Regions from separate parts of the Mus musculus genome. Here regions 2 and 3 are each linked to region 1. Evidence: chromatin loops called from intact Hi-C (ENCODE). Cell type or tissue: gastrocnemius. All regions are shown on one strand.

The links. Peaks named below come from ENCODE experiments on the same cell type or tissue, not always from the same donor. Only the 100,000 strongest peaks of a DNase experiment are listed, where the experiment ranks them.
Region 2: a loop joins it to region 1, with 8 times the contacts of the local background. A loop is called at or near these places in 28 of 42 quality-filtered maps.
Region 3: it touches region 1 in a loop (2.4-fold over the local background); 9 of 42 quality-filtered maps call a loop at or near these places.

The regions. Positions count from the first base shown.
Region 1 is chr14:65,386,328-65,394,327 of GRCm38, reverse strand. It overlaps Zfp395 (zinc finger protein 395), which reads right to left. Exons shown (of 10, transcript NM_199029.2): 3 at 7,769-8,000; 4 at 5,429-5,538; 5 at 2,812-3,041; 6 at 2,173-2,273; 7 at 1,108-1,408. Among named protein-coding and RNA genes, the nearest start is that of Zfp395, 32 kb to the right of the region's middle. In gastrocnemius, no CTCF peak of the experiment used is centred here; a DNase peak (open chromatin) is centred at 4,429; H3K4me3 peaks cover 251 bases.
Region 2 is chr14:65,321,534-65,329,533 of GRCm38, reverse strand. Fbxo16 (F-box protein 16) reads right to left here. Exons shown (of 8, transcript NM_015795.2): 8 at 5,561-8,000. Among named protein-coding and RNA genes, the nearest start is that of Gm41178, 26 kb to the right of the region's middle. In gastrocnemius, no CTCF peak of the experiment used is centred here; DNase peaks (open chromatin) are centred at 1,380 and 3,147.
Region 3 is chr14:65,261,455-65,269,454 of GRCm38, reverse strand. Fzd3 (frizzled class receptor 3) reads left to right here and starts at 6,992. Exons shown (of 7, transcript NM_021458.2): 1 at 6,992-7,123. Fbxo16 (F-box protein 16) reads right to left here and starts at 2,837. Exons shown (of 8, transcript NM_015795.2): 1 at 2,672-2,837. In gastrocnemius, a CTCF peak has its summit at 3,225 (motif pointing right); DNase peaks (open chromatin) are centred at 2,868, 3,108, 6,924 and 7,247; H3K4me3 peaks cover 2,522 bases; H3K27ac peaks cover 752 bases.

The sequences.
Region 1 (8,000 bases):
CAATACCTGCCACATTAACCAGATGCCACAGGGCCAGCAAAGGCTGAGCCGTAGCCAGACGCTAAGTGGCCAATAAATCTAATGGGGAGAGCCTGCTTGTTTTATAAAATTTTTCTCATTGAAAGTAGCACTGGTTTTAGGGGTAAAGGCTGGCTTTACTATATAGCCTGAGCTGACCTTGACCCAGGTACAACCAGTATTACAAGCATGCGCAGGCACATCCGCATGGAAACATTACTTTTTATTTACCAATTTGCAAGCTTGTCAAGTCTGCAAAAGCCAAATTGTATGTACAGAAAGAGTTATAAACCAGCCCATGGACATGTGAACTTAGCATTCAGGATCAGGTTCATTTTAAATGACACTGCCCTCCTGGCCATGACAATTTTCCCAGGTCCATAAGCATAATGGAGTGGTCTTCCTTGGGCCTACATCGTGTCTTCCCGTGTCCTGAGGAAATGGCACTTTGAGAACTTATAATTAGTCCACATTGCTAACCCTAGCTCCACCACAAAGTTTGAGAGAGCAGGGCCCATGTCCTAGTCTAACTGAAGGAGTTACATAATCCAATGCTGACACCTAGTAGGTACTCAAAGTGGGACCATTCAGTGTAACACCTCAGAGCTAAGGCGTTGCCTGGAAAGCTCTGTATGAGTCAGCCTTCAAAGTGACAGCTCTCAGATCACAGCCACACAGCTAACATGGTTAGACTTCTCATCTCTACCAAGTGTCACCAAGGATTCCTTTTTCTTCCTTTTCGTCCTGTTCGTTATTGTCATTGACAAAGGGTTTACATGTAGTCTGAGCTGGCTTTAAACTCCCTATGTAGGTGAGGGTGACCCTGAACTTTTATTCCTCCTATCTCCACCCTAAGTGCTGGGACTGTGGGGGTATGCTGAGGATCAACCCAAAGCCCTGTGCACATTAAGCAAGCATTTATCAACTGGCCTATATCCCTAGTCTTTCCTTTTCCTTCTCTGTGGAAGTAAGGTTAGCGACTTGGCCAAAAGACTCAGTCTTTCATCAAGGTGCTCAGAGGCCTGCCCTCTAACAGCCAGTGACCACTGAGATCCCAAGCTAAGCCCCCACACATGTAACGTCCCATACCTGATATGCATGGTCAGCCTGAATGTGCCAGAAAGAGCCAGGAGCTGACTTGCTGAGTGCAACTGAGGGCAGAGAAGACTCCAGGCCAGGGTGTTCTGGGCCAGATGACTGGACCTTGGCTGGAGGCAATGAAAGAGCAGCAAGGGACGGGCTGGTCACCCTGGAGGTGGACGCTGGCTCGCCCATAGGTGTCCCAGGGGCAGGGGGAGCAGCCACAGCCTGAGCAGATTCCTCTTTCATCTGCATCTCTGTGTAGTAAAAGTCTTCCTCCCGCTTGAACTGATCAGAGTCAACAGTGTCCCTGTGTGGAACAGACATGTGGCCGTCACTGAGGGCACGCTGCCTTGGTTCGAAGCCAGAGGAAAGAAAGTTACACAGAGGAACTGACTGCATGTGTCCAACCATGAAGTTAGGGGGGGTGGGGGGTTCCCAAGAGAACATCCAGGACCACTGCTCTCAGAGGATGCTATCAGGGATCAGAACACGCCCATCCAGCCACAGGAGCTGTTCTTCCCTGCACAAGAGCTCACACAACATCACAAATGTGTGAACACAGACCCAGCCCTGGCACAGGCCCTCTTAGGGCACCATCTAAAGCATGCTCTCAAGGCCTGTGAGGCACTTCATGCCAGAGCTGCTGCCCAGAGGGCTCTGCTCAGAGATGAGAGCCCTATGTTAGCACTACAGCTGATACACCCTAACTCCCCCATGCAGCCACAGAAGTAAAACTTGGCCACCATGCTCAAGCCACAGGATGTCACTGGCAATTAGACCAAACGGTTCTATTTCCACCCAGAACTGAAACATCTTGCTTCCTACACCAGGTAAAAAGATACAGCCACAAGTCGCACAGAAAGACACACAGAGCTCACTCTCTGGCAACAGCGTCAACAGTGACCAAGGTACAAAGAATCTCCCTGGCCAGCAAAGACATCATCCTGACAGTGGTCAGGGCGAGGCTCGGAGAAGCACCTAGAGCAAAGCCATTTCACTAGAAGCATTCTGGGCTGTAAGTCCCATGGTGTTAGCAGGGTGGAATCGACAGGCACTGAGCTCTGTACCTACCCCAGGTGGAGGGCTTTGACGTGTCGTTTGATGCCCACAATTGAACGGAGAACTTTGCCACAGCTGGGCCACAGGCACTTGTACATCACCTTCACGGAGTTCTAGGGGGGGTAAAAAAAAAAAGCCTTAGCAACTGGTATATATGAATCCTCTCCCCAGCTTCACTCATTGCCTGATGAGGATTTCAGCCAGACCCAAAGGAAAAAAATTCAAGGGAAGGGTCTCCCAGAGAGCATAGAAACAGGCACAAGAGAATTTAGAAGTGACCTGGTGGCTGGCCACATTTTAAAAACAAACAAACAAACAAGGCAAGCACAGTGGCACACACTTGTAATACCAAGAGGCATGGCGGAGGCAAGTAGATCCCTGGCTCACTGGTCACCAACCATGCCTAGACTATTTGGTGAGCTCCAGGCCAACAAGAGAGCCTTTCTCAACAAGTAAGATGGGGTGAGGTGTCTCCATGTGCATGCACATCCACAAACTCACACACCCAAAAAACAAAGAGGAACCAGCCGCCTGTGTCTGGGAACCTCACAAGTGCAGCTAAGGAAAACTTGAGATACCCAGGACCTTCGGGGCGCCTGTTCCTCTAGGCATGGCTGTCCTCACGTACACACATGCTCCCCAGTCACCTACCCTCCTCTTTCGTGGGGCTGGTTCGTCTAACAGGAAAGGGTCAGGATCAGTCTCAAAGCCATGATCAGTTTGGGGAGACCCAAAGGCATCCCCCAGGTACTTGGGGCTGGCCTGCGGATGGGGCGGCGAGGGGGTAGAGCTGCCACTGCTCCCGCTCCAGTGCCCGCTGCTGCCGCTGTCTGAAACATCACCGCTCTCCTTCCACAGGTCACCGCAGGCTGCACGGGAAACTGTCCAGACAGAGAGGGAGGTCAAGGAACACTCAGGCTTATCTCCGGGACCAAAGGAAAAAAACGCGTAAGTGAATAATAAAATTAAAATATTATTAGAATTTCAGTTATTACAGATACGCTTCCTGAGCTACAAGATGGGGGCAGGTGCAGACACTATGGCAACTTTTGGTGCTTCAACCGCTCTGCCTGCTGGGGTATTTTCTGGCACGGCCATATGCATCGTCATTGACCCACACAGATGCACACTGCCACTACGGCTCATTGAGGATTAGTGAAAAGAATACAACTAAAACCTAGTTCATGCTGTACACGCTAAAAAGAGGAACTTTTCCTGGTTCTGGCCTGGTTGAGAATGTCCACTCGGTGACAGCCACACAGGGACATCTTCTTGGTGAGTTTCCTGAAAATGCCTTTCTATCACTCCTCCTCGGACAAGCGCATCAACCTCTGTGAGTGGAAGGAAACTGCTCTGAACTCTCGGACCACACAGCCAGGTGATCTCCAGGTGGCAGGAGGCCCTGTCTCACCTGTCACACAACAGCCACCTGCCCCTCAAACTCAGATGTCTAAGAAGGAAGAATGCAAATAACAAGGGGGATTTTCATGCTTCATTTTCCTTGATTTTCGTTCTACTGCGTTATTTGGCTTTTGTAATGCTGAGGATGGAACCTGAGGCCTTGCTCATACTAGGCAAGCATTCCAGTAATGAGTGGAACCCCAAGTCTAGGTTTTTACTTTGTAGATTGACGGGGTCTGTAGGGCTGACTGCAGGCTTATTCTAGACCCTCTTGTATCTTGTCTTCAAAGCTCATGCCAAGCCAATTGATAACATAATCTGAAAGTCTAATACATGGAAATAGCAAGAAAGATGGAAAAAGCAAACCTTATACCCTCAGCTTCCCCATCTCCCTATCCAGATTACAGAGTCTCCTGACCCTGGGTTTAAAGAGACACAGACACACCCTAGGAGACCAGGACAGATCTGGAGGCTGGGCCGACTCCAAGGCCCCATGTTTCCAACCCAGACAGGCCCTTTTTACTTCTAGGAGACACCTGCCCAGACAGAATGCTGGGTAAGGAGTCCCCTCCTCCCCAGACAGCTCTGCCCAGTCTCAAAGCTCTCATCACTTGCTTTTCCTGAAAACTGAGAAATTACCACAGCTACACACAGCACTTAAAACAGTAGATGTTTAGGGAAGAACCCAAGAAGCATCCAAATCAACTGGACATGGCTTCATGAACACGGACCCAAGAGGGAACTCCAGACATTGGTTTTTTCCCTTCAGCTACTTTCCTCAATCTGCTGACTCAACTTCTTGAGAATGTGGCATGTCCCTCCTCAGGATCTTCCTTGTGCTCATTAAAGTCGGCTGCACTGCTGGGATTCACCACTAGATGTCCCCAAGTGCAGTGACCGTCTCTGGGCGAAATAATTAAAATTTGCTTTCGATATTAGATGACTTGTGAAGGACATTTGTAAAGGCCACTTCCCTCTCAGTATGAATTAGAACTAACTCCACATTGTCCTACAAACGTTGAAGTAGCTTTCAAGACTGGCAGATAAGGAATTTCCATTAAAATAAATTTAAGTCTTGTCAAAAGCCTTATTCAGCAATCCGTCTTTAAGATGCTCCCAACCTTCTTCAAGCCCACTATGGGTAGTGTGTGTGGGGGTCATAACCCAAAGAATTGTGTATCTATAAATTAGAGGCCATACAACTCAGAACTTTTTATTACCCTGTCTCTCTCTGTGTGTGTGTGTGTGTGTGTGTGTGTGTGTGTGTGTGTGTGTGTGTGTATGAGAGAGAGAGAGAGAGAGAGAGAAAGAGAGAGAGAGAGAGAGTGTGTGAGTGTGTGAGTGAGAGAGTGTGTGAGTGTGTGAGTGAGAGTGTATCAGTTCTTTTCTTCCACCATGAAGGTCCCAGGAACCAAACACAGGTTGGCAGGCTTGGCAGCAAGCACCTTTACCCAGAATCATTTCGCTGGCCCATAATACTGGTTTGTATAGTGCAATCAGATTTGAACTTCAGCTCAGGTATTTGGCCTGTAAGCCCACACTGAGAATTTCGTGAGGCTGATTTGGGCACTGAGCAGTGAATGTTGACCATCGGACGCCACCAGGGGACTACAGAGCATAGTTCTGCTTTTGTAAACTAAGTAAATATTTCTGTTGGCCTTGTCCAGGCTCCCATAGAACTTGCTTGAGTGGCTGGGCAACTGGACTTAGCACTGAGTTCAGTCACTGTCACAAAGCACCAAGTTTCTACTCAGGTGAGGAAACTTAAGAGACTGCAGAACCCTACTGGCAAATAGAAGCCAGTGTGAGAGAGCATCAGTCGTGGGTCTCTGCCACACCAGGAACCAGTTCAGCCCTGCTTGCTCACCAGAGAAGATGGGCTCAGCCCCAGGAGGACTCTGCACAACGGGACTGCAAGACAGAGACGTCAGCACCATGGCGGCCATCATCTCGTCCATCTCCACCGCATCCGACTTCCTGGATTCAAATGAGCAGAGCATACGCTTACTTCCCAGGCCTGGCTGGTCCACAGAGCCCACGGATTAAGCTACCACATCCGCTCATTTTGTGGGATCACCTTACACTGACATGCACCCCACCCCCCACCCAGTCAGGCAGCACACGCTCAGTGGATGGTAAAGCTCAGAGGATAACTTTCAGGACTCAAGTCACTCAGTCCATGAGCGCCTGCTCCAGCTGTGCGTCTATTACCTCAGAATGAGCAGCGGGTCCCCTGCTTAAACTGCGCTGACACCTAAATCAGCACCACTCCCCCGAAACGCTCCCTCTAACCCTGCAGCTTAAAATGGAGCATTGTTTACTTGGGGGGAGAGAGAAGAGTCAAGAAGATAAGGTGGAAATAAATGATGCCCACCGGAATCTAAACACTGAAATTACATCCTTCCCCTGTCTTATATTCAAATTTAAGAGGAAACAATTACACTAATGGATCTCTCTCCCTTCTGCCAAAATAAACACGGCATTCTGTTAGCTCCTGAATGTCAACAGAACCTATTACATAAGCCAATGAGCAAACAGACCAGGATAAAATAAATAACCAGATGAAACCATCTCCCGCTGTTAAAACTCCATGCTTTAAACAGGCTGCATAGAATTTTACGTGTCTTTTCTATCCCTCTAAATTCATACAGTTATATGATTTGGAAGTAAAATAAGCACTATCTGAAATGTAAAGTATCTGGGGAAAATCAGAATGTAATAAGCTGCCAGTGGCTTGCCTATTTCAAAGGACTGTATTCACCCATTCTTTATACACCAGGTCTGCTATACTGTGCAACTGGGTTTGCAACAGATGGACCAAAGTCATTAACATAGTAAACATGACTTTACATGATCTTTGTATTTTCACCTCCTCAGAATAGCAAAACAAGCTCTTTGCTGGCCTTCCACTGGATACATGATCAGAAATGCTGTTCCTCTGGACTTAAAACACTAGGTCTGCTGGGCCAGTGATGTGGCTCAGTGGGTAGAAGTGCTTGCTGCCAAGCCTGACTAGCTGAGTTCAGTATATAGTACCCACAGAGTAGACGTGAACTGAGTCCTGAAAGTTATCCTCTGGCATCCATGTGTGCGCCACAGCATGCATACACACTCCATAAACACAATGAATAAATGAATGTAATAAAAAAATATGGTTTAAGCCCCCTGATCTGCCAACAGCTCCTATACCCACAGAAATAAGTGGGACAGAGTTTAGCTGTTTATATATCTTACATGCAAAATAGTTCAGTTGGCAAAGTTTCTTGGCTTAAATTTATTATTATTATTATTATTATTATTATTATTATTATTATTATTATTATTATTATTGCATGCTGTGCGTTAGTGCACTCATGCCATAGCACATATGTGGAGGTCAGAGAACAGCTCTGTGGAGTAGGCTCCTCCTTCCACCCATACATAGGCTCAGGCATTGAACTTGAGTTGTTGGGCTTGCACAAGTTCTTTAGACCTACTGAGCCATCTCCTGGCCCCAGATTCTCCTTTTTAAATCTTAAAAGGTCAATATAGATAGACCACAGGGTATACATCAGGATCTAGAGTCCCAAGGCGACATCATATCCCTAAGACCTAAAGCAGAATATTCATTCTTCACCCACTGGTTTCTAGCATCCAAGGGAAGAATCAGCCCAGTGTGCTCTAGACACAGCCTGCTTGCCTGCAATTTTGAGCTAAGAAAGGATGGCTTTACCTTTTTAAATGCTATTTAGGACAAAATAAAAAATCAAAAGCATTTTACACCATGGCAGAAGACACATGCAAATGGTACTGAGTTACGAGAAAGTTTGGGGACCCTGATTAGTTTTCATCGATGGGAGCACGGCTGTGCCTACAGGCTTTTGGGTCTGTGGCTGTGGTAACAAGTGGTCATGACAGAGTCTGCTTTGGCCACAAGGCCACCTTATATAGAATGAGCACGGGCCCCAGATTCAAGCCATTTGTTCCTGTCTCTTCTTCTGAAAAATTATGAGTGAAGTTTAAACTTTCAGCAAAGCATATACACTTCACCCCTAAGAGAGTTCTGGAGAAGAGAGGATGCTATCTAAGCTTCCTTAAAAGGATGCCTCTTCTGTACCTCGCTCCACTATCCCATCATCCCCCATCCCCACATCCCCACATCCCCCACATCCCCCACGCCGCCGCCGTGTCCCAGCCCAGACCTCTAACCCTCACCACTCCCACAAACCTCTTCGGGACGTCGATGTTCCTAGACACCGGTCTGTAGGCTGGCACCTGGGCTCCGGGCTCCAAGGCTGGCACGTGGGATGCGCTACCCTGCAGCTCCGCCAGCCACACCTCTTCCACTTTACAGCGAATCTGTAACTTCTGGTCCAGCAGCCGGACGGTCACCTTGTCCTCGGCCCAGCTGTGCTGCTCCACCAGGCCCTTGCACTCCTGACCTCCATACCACACACAGA
Region 2 (8,000 bases), 65 kb after region 1:
CTTCTGTATTTGCCAGGCATTGGCATAGCCTCATACAAGACAGCTATAACAGGGTCCCTTCAGCAAAATCTTTCTGGCATTGTGCAATAGTGTCTGGGTATATATCCACTTTTCTAATTAAACCTCTAAACTTTTAAAAAAGGGATTCAGCCTAGCTCATATAATTGCTTGTAGGAGGGTCTATAAAAGGAAAGTGTACACGTTGTGTAGATACAAGGTCTGATTACTGCATTTCCAGCTCAGATTACAGCTATTCACCACTGTGATCTCCTAGTTAGTGTTCTCAGCACCCACCATCAACCTGTCCTGTATCCAGTTACCAGAGTCATCTGTTTAAAAGCTCTCGCTCATCCTTTGGGGACCTTAACTTCCCGTGGTCCATGCCCGGACTTAATCTGTGATCGAGGCGGTCTGTCCTCATATCAAATGATTACAAATTGTGTCCTCATTTCCCAGAAAAAGGAAAAGTTAGAGGATCAAACTTGCTGGGTTTGAAAATGACCCTCCCCCTTCTTGTTTTTCCCCCAGTAGTGAGCGTCCACCCTGGGATCTGCTAGCATTCTTGGACTATAACACAGATGAGCCAACAGCACATCAATAGTAAATATTTGGTGATAGCAGATGAGGCTTGGTTTCCTTCTGGGCATGTGTTAGCAGTTGTGATTTTTGTAATTCATGTCAATTATATGGTCAGTTTCCTTCTTGAAAAGTATTCCTGCTTTTTTGTTTGTTTCTTTTTAAAGATGAAATGAAACATATCGAAATCTCATCAGGAACGAATTACAGGAAACACATGCCAAATGAACACCAGAACCAAGTATCCAGGGCTTCACCAACTCATCCCTACCTCCACTCCCCCTGACTTCAGAGTTATTCAATCCCTGTTCGTGTTTGCTGATGGCAGGGGGTTGTTTGCGTTTGCTGGGATACAGGCTTACTATGTAGCCCTTGCTGGTCTGGAACTCTTTATATAGACCATGCTGGACTTATTAAAAATATAAATGCTGGGCTGGAGAGATGGCTCAGTGGTTAAGAGCACTGACTGCTCTTCCAGAGGTCTTGAGTTCAATTCCCAGCAACCATATGGTGGCTCACAACCATCTGTAATGGGATCCTATGTCTTCTTCTGGTGTGATTGAAGATGGAGCACTCATATACATAAATTAATTAAACTTTAAAAAAAAATCCTAGCACTAAAAAAGTAATTTAAGTGAAACAAAAGACTTGAAGTGAATTAATGAGCGTTTCTCGAAGGTGTACACGTACACCCAGAACTCTGAAAAAGCTGGTGAACCGTGCTCAAAGCAAATGAGTGACAAACTTTGGAAGACCCAGGAGATCAGGACGGGAGCTGCTGTCTAGACTTAGAAAAGAGGGGAAGTAGCGCCCTCTAGCGTCCATTCTCTGCTGGAGCCCGGGACTAACGAAGCCAGCTGAGAAATGCGAATTTCTTAACATTCTGATGACAGCATTACTGTCAAACACCAGTCATGTGCCTGCTTAATAAAAGAAATATGGAAACATGTGGAGAATCTGGGATCCTGTGAAGAATTCCATCCTAGAGGGTGGGTAGTTGAGATTTATGACTACAACTGAAGATGGACAGAGAGAAATGGGAGGAAGACCACAAACAGAAGAATCAAAACTGGAAAGGACAGACATCAAAATTCACGTGGGAATGGAAACGTGTGTGGTTTAAACATTTGAGACGACACTGGGCTTTATCTGAAGGCTCCAGTTTCATCTTTTTTTTTTTTTTTTATGTCTCTTTAAGAGATTCTGGGCATAGCGTGGTGGCGCACACCTTTAATCCCAACACTTGGGAGGCAGAGACAGGCGAATTTCTGAGTTCGAGGCCAGCCTGGTCTACAAAGTGAGTTCCAGGACAGCCAGTGCTATACAGAGAAACCCTGTCTCGAAAAACAAAAAAAAAACAAAAACAAAAACAAAACAAACCAAAAAAAACCAAAAAACACAAAACCCAACAACAACAAAAGAATTAGAAAAGAGAAAAAAGAAAAAAAGAAAAAATTTAAAATATAAAAAAGAAAAGGAAGAAATTATCTGATAATCCGAAATTTATTTATTTATTTGTTTGTTTTGAGACGGTCTCACTAAGTAACTCTGACTGTCCTAGAATTCACTATGTAGGCCAGGCTGGTAGAGATCTCATGCTGGGACTAAAGGTGTATGCCACTATGCCCAGCTAATTCCAGTTCTTGACAGCAGTCTTCAGCCGCTCTCTGAAAGCCCATGGGAACACCAGATCTAATCCTTCCCACTCCCTGCCACCTTCTCTGCCCTCTAGGCTGTGGGGAGAAATGGGAGGATTTCCAGGCCAAATACTGAATGAGGAGGCCGTGTCCACTCAGGAAGAGTGGCTATGGAGCAACTGTGAGGTGGGAAGAGGTGTTCTTTGGAGTCAAACTCTCAGTCATGACCCAGGCCTGCTGTTAGACAGTCATTGCTTGGGCTTGCTACTCCATCCTAAATTCCGCAACGGTAAGATAAAGGTGCCAGGTCCTCCCTCTGCCCCTCCTTCCTTTCTCCCCCCCCCCCCCCCACTAAGGGTCTTGTGGAAACCAAACCAGAGTAGGCAAGGGCTTCTGAAACCTACAGTTTAACACAGCCTCTCTCTCTCTCTCCTCCTCCTCACCCTCCAGAGGAGCCTCCTGACTACCCCGCAGTTCTCACCCCCTCCCCTTGTCCCTGGGACGTCCAATACACTTGCACACCCAGCAAGATCACCGTCAAACCAACAGCAGCTGCAGGGGAAGGAACGGTTTGTTTGCATTCCAGGGCAGGGTGGTGTGGGAAGGCCTTTCTGAACCACCCTCATTACTTCCCCATTGTTTTCCAAGTGCTGATGCCAGGCACCCGAGAGTCTCTCTCGCCAACCTTCTCTGTATCTCCAAGTCCTGCTGTCGCTTTGAGTCTATATCCTTCTAGCTCCCCGGTCTCGCTCCACCTCTCTGGAGACTCTGTGATGGGCGGTTCTTTGCACATCCCCTCTTTCCAGTTACCCAGGCACCAGAGCCCTCTAAATGCAAGTCTCCTCAGATCGCTTTCCTATCTCACAGTCCCGGATCAACTGTTCAGTACCTAGGGCGAAGCCTTGACTTCCTGGCAGGGCTCAGATTCCTGTTCGGGCTCTTGACTGACTTTCCGGCTCTCTCCCCAACCTCATGGCAGCTCAGACGGGTTTCTATAGAAACCATCAGCTCTCGTGGGCCATCCAAGTCTCCAGAACAACTCATGGCGACTGAGGGGCTTCCTGGAGATGCTCCTTGTTTTCAGCCTTCTCTTCTTTCCTCTTTCCTCTTTCCCTTCCTCTCTTCTTCCTCATCTTCCCCTCCCCCCTTTCCTCCATCTCCTCCTTATGCTCGCTCCGTCTTTCTATCACCCTCCATCCCTCTCCTTCCTCCCCCTTTTCTTTTCTTTTCTTTTCTTTCCTTTCCTTTCCTTTCCTTTCCCTTTCTTTCCCTTTCTTTTCTTTTCTTTTCTTTTCTTTTCTTTTCTTTTCTTTTCTTTTCTCTTCTCTTCTCTTTTCTTTCTTTCTTTCTTTTTTTTTTTTTTTGGTTTTTTGAGACAGGGTTTCTCTGTGTAGCCCTGGCTGTCCTGGAACTCATTCTGTAGACCAGGCTGGCCTCGAACTCAGAAATCTGCCTGCCTCTGCCTCCCAAGTGCTGGGACTAAAGGCGTGTGCCACCACGCCCAGCTCCCCCTTTTCTTCTTACCCTTCTCCTCCCCTCGGCTTTGGCCTTGCTGAGGATTATATCCAGGGCCTTGCACTTGCTTGCACGGAGCTAGCGACCCAAGCCCCTGAAGCCAAGTCAGTCCTGGGCACACCAGGATAACTGACTCTCTGGCTTCTCCCCGGGTCTCTGGCTATTTCACTGGGTCGTTTCTCTCTCTCTCCCCCTTGTACATCCCACACCACCTTCATGGACTCATCCTAGGCTTTCTGCTGGAACAGCCATCCCCATCTGTAGCTCCTCCCAGACTGCTTCGTCAGTCCTCTCTTTCAGCTCTGCTCGAGGTACCCTGTTCAAGCCCATGTGTTGCAACAGCTGCCCTCTCCTCTCCTCAGCTTCTCAGGTTCCTTAAAAGCAAGAAAAGGTTTATTTCTCACAACCAACCAGTTAGGTCCTCTGTATCTGCAGGTTCTGTGTTCTTGGGCTCTAACACACACACACACAGACACACACAGACACACACAGACACACACAGACACACACAGACACACACAGACACACACACACACACACACAGAGCTAGGAAAAGTTATCACAATATTGCTGATATACATCCACCACGCAGCAGCCAGGCCTGCCATGTACTGTCAGTACTGTCCCATCTTGTCATAGTACAAAAGACACAGTTTAACAACTACTCACATTGTTTTAGGAATTGCAAGTCACCTAGAAATGATTTAAAGTCTGTGGGAAAGGGTGGGGTCATAGCTCCCCTGTGCAGCTTGTACATAGACCTTGAGTTCAATCCCCAGCACCAAAAGAAATAAAAATGAATAACTGGGAGGGGCTAGGCATATTACAATGTTGCTAGAGTGCCTATCCAGTACCCACAATGCCTGGGGTTTGTTTCCCAGTGTCTCATACATTGAGTGTGGTAGTCTTATACACACCAGTAATTTCAACATCAAGAGGTGGAGACAGTTTAAGATCATCTTCAGATACATACTAAGGTCAAGGTCAGCCTGGGGTACTTGCAACCCTCTCAAATACAAGTAGATCAACAGAAATAAATGGGAGGCTGGTGGGGAAAGTGTATGAAAAACAATATGTATTCGCACAAACAAAGTCCATTTTGGTGTCTGTGGGTGTCCTTCCAGAACCTTGCAACCCTGCAGCGTCTGTGTTGCCTTTGTTTCAAATTGAACAACTGTCCAGTTGACTAAAGAAACAGAAGTGACACTATGAACCTCTTATGACTAGAACTTCAAAGGTGACTCAGGCCCCACCAGACTTCAGAACCCTAGGCTTCAAGAAGGGAACAAAGGCTCTGCCTGCAGCCTTCACAGAGCCCTAATGGATGGCTCACACCACAGTGCCAGCCGTGTCCCTCCTCGAGTGTAACTACTTATGACATGATCAAGGGTCGTCCATTTGCAGACTGTCCAGGTTCTCCATCTGCCCATGGTTCCTGGTGTATTACCCTCCAGAGCCTGTGTTCCCTTTGTTTCAAATGGAACAACTGTCTGGCCAACTAAAGAAATGGAAGTGTCCATGAGGACACAGGCTCTGGGAAGAGAACACCCTTCCCATGGGAAAGACACAAGATCTCAGCGCGGAAGGATGCTTTAGTGCAACGCTATGTGGGACAAATGAAGTGATTATTACTAGATTGTGTTTTGTCCCTACCTATCATCTGGACACACACCACTTTCTTCTGTACCACCAGTCTGGGCCACTGTCAAAACTCTTTGTGTGTGTGTGTGTGTGTGTGTGTGTGTGTGTGTGTGTAGACTGTTTGGTATCACAATGGACAGCCGTGTTTGCCATCCTTTTCCTTACTGCGCAACATACCTACAATAGACAGCTTGCTGAGGAAGGATTTATTTGGCCACAGAAGAAACCAGAGCTCACTTTGTTGCAAACGGGGTGGAGCGTTAGATAGGAAGGGGCCAAGAATAAGACAGACTCTTCAGAGGACGAACTCTGGGACCTACTCCCTCCAACCAGCCTCACCTCCTAAAATCTTACTTGGTGTAACTCTATAATGAATTAATGTACTGATGACGTCAGAACCCTCATGGTGTAATCATCCCACAGTGATTGGATTTGTCACCTAGAGACCAAGCTTTCAATGCATCAGCCTCTCGTGGGTTCCTTCATATTCAGACAATAACAGCAAACACTGCTTTTCCATTATTCTACTTTACTTAGGTAACTACATCGCAGAACAGCAGTTTCTGGGGAACTGAGATGGGTATATGGGTAGATGGTTGATTGTAGAAAGAAATGTTTTGAAGTAAGCCCATCAGAGACCACCACAAGGACACTTAGAAAGACAAAAAAAGAAAGGTATTATGGCTGGCCAGTGCCTGCACAGGGAACTTGCCATAACCATGCGACCCCAAGTTATGTACCAAAACCACATCCTGGTTGTCACAGTCGACTTAGCAAGGAGCAGAAAGACAGAAGCCGAAAAGCAAGGTGAGTACGTGCACGGACTTTCCTGGAACTGCGCCTAGGTGCTGGATGTGTTAGGTCTTTGTTTCCATGTTGGCAGGTACTGGGGCCTGTGTGTTGGGTTTTAAGATCAAAATGGTGCCTCTAACATTCATGAGTTGTGTTAAGGTCTGGGAGCCTGTTACATGAACATTCACGTCTGTACTGAGTTGTTGTGGATTTGGTTTTCATGCTTGCATTATGTTATTTGGGTTTCCAGAATCACAGAACCCGCATGTCTGCATGTAAATGCTGAGGGTCCCTACCCCCAGTTGGCTTTGATTGCTAAATAAAGATGCCAGTGGCCAATGGTTGGGCAGGGAGACAGAGACAGGACTCCAGGGAAAGGGGAGGGGGCAGGGGGGGAATGTGACATGTTGGGGAAGGAGAAGGACCAGGCCTGAGAAGTGTAGGACAGAGAGACAGGTAGACTACCAACATGTAAGAGTCATGGATCATGGCCCAGGAGAGCTGCAGGCCTGGATCCAGGGTGGCCAGGATGGAATACAGGTTTTGGTAAGTAATAAATCAGGAGAATGGGAGGGAAGAGTGTGTTAGCGACATGGAGGACTGATGTGGCCCAGCCACTGAGCAGATTAAGGCATATTAAATATAAGGCTCTGTGTGTGTGTCTTTCATTCCTAGAATCCAGAGCATTGGGGTGGGTAGCAAGGAGCATGTGTTCCACCACAGGGGAGATAAGAGTAGATTAATCTACTCCCGCTACACTAAGTGATTTTGTTCTGTTTTCCAGCTACTCCAAAGCTCTTTTAAATTGCTTACATGCCCATTGTCACTCCTTTAGACATGTGCTCTATTATTGCTGGAGTGGGAAGTTGGTGCATGCGGCGGCCAGAGGTCACCTTTCAGGAGTTAAGTTCTCTCCTTCCACCATGGTTTCTGAGAACGGAACTCATCAGGCCTACACAGGATGCTTTCTTTGGCTGAGGCATCTCCCTGGTACCAGCCCTGTACTCTTTCCCTCCATGATGCTGGTTATTTTCCATGGTTCTGCCTAGACTTACTGCTCAGCCTTGCCAGTTCTGCTCTCTTGCCTCAGGAGGCTGGCAGCTAAGGACAGAATCACTAGTATCTTTTCTTCTAGTTCCAGATGGGTGACGCCAGGAGTGTGGGAGAGTGTAAGAGAGAAGAAGAGTTGGGTATCACTACTTCCCTCCCCACATTCCTCTGCCACCTCCAACACACCATGTCTGCCAGCCTCTCTCTGAAGGCCGCCGCAGAAGCTGGACCCAAGACCTCCACTCTCCCTGCTCCCTTCATCTCTTTGGCACAAAGGATGATAAAGTTTCTCACTGCTGCCAGGTCCAGGGGCTTCAGCATCCTATCTTGATTTTCTTAATCCTGCCCCATAGCATGTGTTTCTGGCTGAACCATGTCTCTTGTAAAGCTACACGCTGAACTCCTAACTTCGATATCTTATAAAGGGCCTGCATTTGACTTAGAAGAGGAGACTCATGTAAAGACAGGAAGATGGCCAATGGAGAGAGACCTCGAGACCTTGGTGTCACTTGCTGACACATCACCTCAGACTTCCAGTATTCAGACTGTGAGCTAATGCACTTCTATTGCAGAAACCACTCGATCTGTGCTATAGCTAACGCCCTAAGCATCTCCTTTACCAACTTCTGAAGGAGCCTGGGGGTGTCATTCCCTTCCCAGGCCTGATTTTCCTAGTACTACCAACGAGGACATTAGACATCCCCCCATCAAACCCAAGATGTCTATTGCCATATTTCCAAGAGTCTGCGTTTGTCACCATTTCTGCTGTTCATTCTCTTTTCCTGAGAT
Region 3 (8,000 bases), 120 kb after region 1:
GGGTCCTCTACAAGAACAACAAGCACCCCAACTTCTGAGCCATCTCTCGATCCCCACTTTGTGCAGTTTAAAAAAAAAATCCTAGGTATGTGTATCTCCAAAATGATGCTTAAAAGATAAAGAGAGGAAAAGTCTTGCCAAGGTGGCCTGAGTAATCTCCTTCAATCTTTCTTAGAACTTGTCAGATATAGAACTCCCAAAACCTGTACTTTAGGGGACCATGATGGAATATTTTACAATGGACAGTAGTGTGAGTGCCTGCCCTCAGTGTTTCTACTTCCCCCCTAAAAGATGGGTTTGCACACACAAGTAGAACTATGGCTGAGATGACTCTATAAATGAACAATGTTGAGAAGTGTTCAATAGTCAACACCTTCCCATGGTTCTGCCACTGAAGCCCTGGTATGAAGGGGCTCAGATTAGCCTTTGGGCCTTTCTCAGCTCCTAATGTCTAAGTTACTACATTTTTTAGGTAGGTTACAAAAGGCACAGGGAATACTTTTATTGCAGCATGGCTAACTAGCAGCCAGACACACACAGGTGAGCAGGAAGACCACAGATACAAAGCAACGCCACCTAGTTCATATCTGTTCAGGTAAAATTGTATACTGCTTGTTGTTTTTTATCTTGAGACAGGGACTTACTGTAGTCCAGGATGCCCTCAAACTCAAGATCTCACCACCTCAATCTTCTCAGTGCTGTTATTACTGGAGTTTGTCACTGTGTCCAGCCCCGCCCCCCTTCTTCTTCCTTTAAGACAGTAGCTGCTTTAAAAATCATAAAGCTGCCGGGATAAAAATCTATGCATCTCTTCCTAGGAAAATACACATGAAGCTAAAATTCTGCTTCCCCCAGGTTAAAAAAAAATCTCTGTATTAATCTGAGAAGCTCCCTTGCATGTGTGGAAAGCCATTTGATGTATTCTAGGTACCATTTCTGAATGAAGCTAAAGTAGCTTTTCTCAAAGATACCCTAAGGGTCTGCCCAGGCTGTTTTCTTCCTCCTGGTTCCTTGGGACTGAAAACCACTTTAGATTAGGCTTTCTTCAAAGCAGCAGCGGTAGTTTCCAGGAGGTGGGGTTAGCCAGGAGGCACTACTCTTGGTGACAGTCATGGAGAGGGCATGCCAGTGGGGACGTCTTATCTATCTTTTGTAATTCTCCTTTTCTGATTCTTCCCTCCTCCCTCAATCCCAGAAGATGAACAGTGTACATAGTTTGTATGCATACACAAGTTCACAAATAAACTACTGGCTACTATTCAAAACACAGAAGTTTTCACATAACACATACAATAAATAATTGCATCCTGTCTACCAAGACAGCAAAGATTGTCTCATCCTTGTCCACAGGTACAAGTTGCAGGTACTTATGACTCCCTTTCCTTTTAATGGCTGCCTGTCATTGTGTTTCATGTAACTTGGGATAAAACTGTAGAAAGAAGGCCCAGGGTTCTCACCCCCTACATATGGCTCCAAGCTAAAGCCCAACACCCAAGCAGAGGTCCCAGTTGTCACATGCTTCCGGTCTGACCTAAATCTTCTGAGCCATTGTCCACACCATCCCCATTACACAATAATTTTCCTAAGGATCTATCCCAGGCAGGCCTCAAACCTGCTCCTGAAGTCATGGATGACCTTAAACTTCGGATCCTTTTGCCTGCATCTCTCAAGTTCTAGATTGCAGTGTTCGCCACACGCCTGATTTATGCAGAGTTGGGTTCTGGCTTCATGCATGCTGGACAAGCATTCTACCAAGTATTCGATACTCCAAGCCCTAAGTTTCGTTTTGTTCTGTCTCGATTTTGTTTTTGTTTTGAGATAGAGTCTGCCTCATACCCCTGGTCGGCCTGGAACTTGCTATGTAGACCAGGTTGGCTTTAAAGTAACAAAGATCCACCTGCCTCTTGCAGGGTCTGTGCTGCCAAACCGTCTCATCTCACTAATGACTGGAATTCCAATTCCTCAACTCGAAGTCTGGGTCAACTCAATGTAACTATTTCAACCTAGTGCCCCCTTTTCCTGTACTCTGTCCAAATCCACTGACAGCCTGACCACTGTAAGGACAGTGGCATGAGGCCCTGATGCTTTGGGGCTCGTGTATTCTGTCACTGCTCATTTAAACTCCAGTCACAGTATCACAGCCGTACATAGTAGATGCTCAATAAATGTTATTCAATGGAAGGGGGAAAATGTCCTGGAAGAGCATGGGGAGGGGGAGTTTGAGAATTAAACCTTGTGGGACTGCACACTGAAACTCAGAATATGCTGACCCTGGCACAGAGGAAATACTCAAGGTTGTCAAGAGTTTTATTCGGAGGTTACAACGAAGACTAGGATTGAGTTTCTCTGCTAACACACAATTCTCCCACAGTACACTGTAAAATCACCAGACAAAGGGGATCTCGCACAGTATCAGAAATAGAGGGCGGGTAGGTTTAAATAGGAATTCACCCTATATTCAAATAGTTAAAACCGAAATAAGCACTGTAATGCATGGTTCTCAAAGCTACTGCTTGACCTGCACTGTAATTGTTGGTTGTTAATTGCAGAGGTGTGAAGCAGCCATTGAAACCGCAGCGCACTTTAATCCCCAGGAGCCCCAGCAAGCTTTTGGGAAGCTGGGGAGCTCTCTCAGAATCTCCGTGTTTTTCCTGCTCTACCCACTGCTCACCTCAGCAGCTGGCTTCCTTCTTCAAGCCTCTGGTTCTGGGGTTGCTATCGTTGCACTAGGGCAGCTTTCTTTGACTCCTTTCAGCCCCCACCTTACTGCTTCCAGCAGGCCAATCGCCATCTATAAATCCTGTCGCTGGCATCCGGGGTCTCTTAGGCAACAATGTGTGGACTCTTGATTGGCCAGGGTATCCAAGGAAGGCTGGCTCCAAAATTGGGCACAGAGATAAAAGGAGAAAGTGTGGCAGTCGGGTGAGTGGGAGGAGCTGTAACATCTTGATAAAATTCTTGGAGGAAGCTGTATCCAATCCTGAAACCAGCAGCCTTGAAAAACCTCCCTTCAAGACTTGCTGCGTTTGTGTTCCAAAACAGACCGAGCATGCTCAGTTGTGTTGCTCTGGTCACTCGGGAGCTCCGAAACGCAAACTCCATTATGCCAGGTTTTAAGACTGCCCAGACGGAGGAAATAACAATTGGCTACGGGTCAGATGGGAAAAAAAGCACCTGCAGAGGGGAGGGGAGGTCGTGGGGGAACTGCCCCAAGCCAAGTGACAGATACGCCAGGGAACCAGCAGATGGCACGCCCTTATAAGAATAACTGTATTTAGGTTTTAAGATCCAGTCACATTTAATTAGCTAAATGTATTGAGCACCCAACTTGTAGTGAGAACCACAGAATTCAAGGATTAAAAAAAAAGAAGAAAGAAAAAAGAAAGAGAGAAAGAGAGAAGGAAGGAAGGAAGGAAGGAAGGAAGGAAGGAAGGAAGGAAGGAAGGAAAGGAAGGAAGGAAGGAAGAAAGAAAGAAAGAAAGAAAGAAAGAAAGAAAGAAAGAAAGAAAGAAAGAAGGAAGGAAGGAAGAAATCTGAAGGCGGGAATGGTAGCTCAATCCTGCAATCCTAGCACTACGGAGGTGGAAGCAAGAGGGTCAGGGTTCCTAGGAAAGTTTTGGCTACAAAGGGAGTTGGAGACTAGCCAGAACTCCAAAACCCTGTCTAAAACATAAGAGAAATCTAATGAGAGAAACTCAACAGTGTAATGTGCAAATAACCAACGGATCTAGTAGCTGTGATAACAAGTCCTGAAGAATTCCGAGAAGTTGGAAATCCCATGCCTGTGTAAACAGTGCAAAACAATTTTGATAAGCAGCAGCAAACCAAAACTTAACCCCAGTACCTAAAAAGAATACAACTTCCCAAACTACCTTTGCGTACTAAAACAACGGACACCTCCAACTTAAGCAGTCCTACAGATCCTACGTGTTTCATCATTTTTAAAAATAGTATAGTTTTAAATTTAGGTTTATTTACATGTGTGTATCTATGTCTGAGTGTTAGCCTGTGTCTGCCATGTGTAGAGGTCAGAAAACAACTTTCAGGAGCCGAGTCTCTGCATCACGTAAGTCCAGGGCTTGAACTCATGTAATAAGGCTTGCCACCAAATGCCTTTACCTACGAGCCATTTTGCCAGCCTTCCCTTTCATTTATTTATTTTTTTTAAATAGGCAGAATTTGCATATCTACCATTTAAATGAAAAGGGGACAGTGCATCTCGTGGAGGTTGGCGCTTTCCCTAAGTTAACAGTGGATCAGTAAGTGGCAAAGCTGAAACGAGAACCTAGGTTGTCTGGATTCCAACTTAGTGGTTTTTCCAAATGACCAGCTTGTATGTAAATGAATAGACAAAGCCTTTGGGGATGTGAGGGGGTGGCCTGGGGGAGGCAGGTAAAGATGTCATACTAAATTACCATGCATTACCAGTTAACATTTATGGTTTCAAAAAACGGGTTCATCCAGAAAGGCACCAGTTTTAACAATGCCTAGGTGGCTGAGTCTCTCTGTGAAGTTCCCCCTTGTTAAAGACTTTCTATTAGTGGTTACAACATGGAAGGAAAGGGAGATGGGACCTAGAAAGCATCTGGAGTTATCCCCATGGGATTTGAATGTTTCCATTCCTCATAGAGGATCCCCTCTTCTCTGCTCTTAACAGTACCTTCTGGGTCTCCTCATGTCCCACAGTTCCTCCAACTGACTGCTCCCCTAAAGGGGAATGAGTCACCCCGTTCCCACTGTGTTCCTTGTGAGTCACCCCATTCCCACTGTGTTCCTAAGGAACATGCACACATAGCCCAGTGTCTTGTGATACTTTGACATTACTTCTGTGTGGAACATATCACACATAAAGAAAAGCTTAGAGATTTTATAACAAACACTTGTATCTCCACAAAGATGTTTCCACCAATATGCGTGCTCTTCTCTCTCTTTCTCTCTCTCCCTCTCTCTCTCCTTCCCTCTCTCTCCCTCTCTGTGTGTTTACCAGACATGCATGTAGTAGCCCTTTCCGCACACAGATCCCATTGTCCTTGCTATGTCTAGAAAACAATTTGTGCACCGCCTTCTTGTTCCTTTTTGGACAGTTTCATTATATATATGTTCACTCTTTGTTTTGTTTGTTTGTTTGTTTTTGTTTTTCGAGACAGGGTTTCTCTGTGTAGCCCTGGCTGTCCTGGAACTCACTCTGTAGACCAGGCTGGCCTTGAACTCAGAAATCCACCTGCCTCTGCCTCCCAAGTGCTAGGATTAAAGGCATGCACCACCACTGCCCGGCATATATGTTCACTCTTACAAGTGATTTATTCTTGACAGTTTTTAAAGATGTACTACCACTTATATATAGCAGTTTCCTTTTCTGCTAAGTATTGTATTTATTTATGGGACCTGACGATGTTGATATATTTGTAATTGTGTCTGTGTCATCCCCATCTGCTGATGTGAGCAGTGGCGTGGCCTGTGTCTGTTTTTATAGCGTACTGTGTACACTGAGTAAGAAGGCTCCTGCAAGCACATTTCCAGTGCCTTAGTAATGGGGATCTAGCACTACATAAAGCTATGACAAAGTTTCTCCTCCACCCCCATATACCACCTGCCTCTTCATTTACTCTCATCAAGAGACACCACTGGGTCCCTGGGGCATGCTGATTTGCCTGGAATGGCCCTAAGAATCAACATTATTGTCCTGAAAATGTTGCTGCACAAGTGCCAATAAGGAAAGTGGAAATTGCTATTTCAGATTTTGTTTATCACGCTGGCCTATCAAATTCTGTCAATTCTGATGTGAGACTGACCTGAGCACAAGACTTTTCAGCATTCACTAAATTACCTGAGAACCTTTTAAAAATTATATCTGACTCTGTCTCTTGTTATCTGTCTCTCTGTACACCTATGGGCCAGAGGTCAACTACAGGTGTGTTAGTCAGTTGCTCTCCACCTAGTTTTTTGAGACAAATCTTTCACTGGCCTGGGGATTCACCAAATGGGCTAGGCTGAGTGACTAGCTAGCCCCAGGACCCACCCTGGCTCCACCTCCCCAGCACTGGGACCACAAGTGCCTGCTATTAGGACTGATTTTGTTGTTGTTATTTTGTTGTTGTTGTTGTTTTGTGGGTTCTGGGGATGTAACTCAGGTTCTTCCGCTTGTATAGCAAATGTTTTACCAACAGAACTGTATCTTCAGCCCATATGTTCTCACCGTAGCCATTTATAAACATAAGGGTCAGTAGTGTCAAGTACAATCACTTGCAACAGGGCCAACGTTGCTGTATGTCCTGTGAGCTACCAAGAGAACCAAATGAAGCCATGGACTCTAAGTTGAAGATGGACAAAAAGAAAGATAGGTAAAACCCTGTAACAAAGAGAAACGCAATCACGATTAATTGAATACAGGCTCTTCCATTAAAATGCTGTGTGACTAAGTAAGACATCCAACCTTTCTGAGAGTTCTTCTCCCTGTTGGGAAAAAATAAAATTGTGTTTAGATGACCTCTAAAGAAATCTTTCAGCTCCTCAAGCCGTGCATATAGCAAAGGGAGTGGGGAGCCCTCTAAGCGGAAGATGAGGCATGTCACCAGCGAGCACAAGCTCCGTCTGTTTATAGTAAGGTCTCGGTGGAGAGGACGCGAAGTGTGCACCTGCTTCGCCGGTCAGAGTGCAGCGTTGCAACAGACCGGGTGTCCCTTGCTACCTGTGCGCGGCACTACCCTTCACCGTGAGTCCCCGAGGTCCGAGGTTGGCACACTGGCTTCCGCACTGGACCCGCACTGAGAACTTGGCTCAGGCGGACTTTGCAAGAAGGACTGGGCACATGTTGGATGAATGCCTCCAGCGCTGGGAACCACCAAACCGACGCGCGGCGCTCAAGACGTCACTATCACCTAGGACGCCAGGCTGAGAACAACGAAGCCGGTCAGCGCTGCACAGCCAGGAGCTGGATAGGAGGCTGACCGTAGCGCGCATGCGCGGCACGTGCGCGCGCACCTCCCTCCCCGGGCCGCGCGCCTCGACGCTCGCGAAGGCTCGGCGCGCCTGCGGTCCTCGGCCGCTCGGGGAACCTGAGGGACGCGCGGCTGCCTGCGGGGCCAGCGGCGCTGCCCGGGAGAGCCCGGAGGCCGGCGGTGAGGTGAGTCGTGCGGCCGACGTTTCCTCCGGGGCCGGGAGGGCGGGAGAGGAGCGTTGCGTGTGGAGAGCGCCGAGGCGCCTGCCCCAGCCCAGCCGCCCCTCGTCAGGCGGCGCTCGCTGCTCGCGTCGCGGCCGAACAAAAGCCCGAGGCCGGCGCTGCCGAGGCGGGCGCGGAGCTGCGGCTGGCGAGCGGCCCGGCCGGAGCCGGGTCGGAGTGGGCGGCGCGGAGTTCGGGGCCGCGGCCGCTCTAAGCGAGGATGCCCTGGGAAAGCGGCGGGGCCGGTACGTCCCGCCCGCGCCGGGCAACCTGTGCGAGTGTGGACGCGGCGGGTCCCCGCGCCGGTCGCCTGCGGGGAGCGAGGCCGGGCCCAGCCGGTTTCTGCGCTCGGCGCCGCGGGGGCGTGGGCGGGAGGACGATGCGCCGAGCTCCGGCGCCGCTGCTTCCCTGCAGCCCCCGGCCGACCCCTGACACCCAGCGCCCAAAAGTTGTCCCTTGCTGCCCATCAGTTTGCAAAGTCGGAGGCTCCCAGCGCCGCGCGCTCCCCAGGTACCCCCGCGGTGGGGACTCGGGGTCGGCAGATTTGCCCTGGGATGCGGCGTGAATTCCTAGCCTCTGGAATAAAGGCACTGAGATGCGGGTAACGTTAAGGTTGTAAACATCCCATAGGCTTTTCGCATCTTGGGACTCTTGGAGGTAGGGACTTCCTCAAGGGAAGAGGAGAGGGCTTTTTCATTTTTCTTTTCTCCTCCCTTTTCCTATTCTTTCCCTCTTGTGGGTAGAAAAAGAACAAAAGCACATGCCATTAATTAGGCAGAAGAGACTTAAAGTTGAAAAACGTCTCGAGAGGTCTGGGTTTTCGCCCAATGATAGAATCACA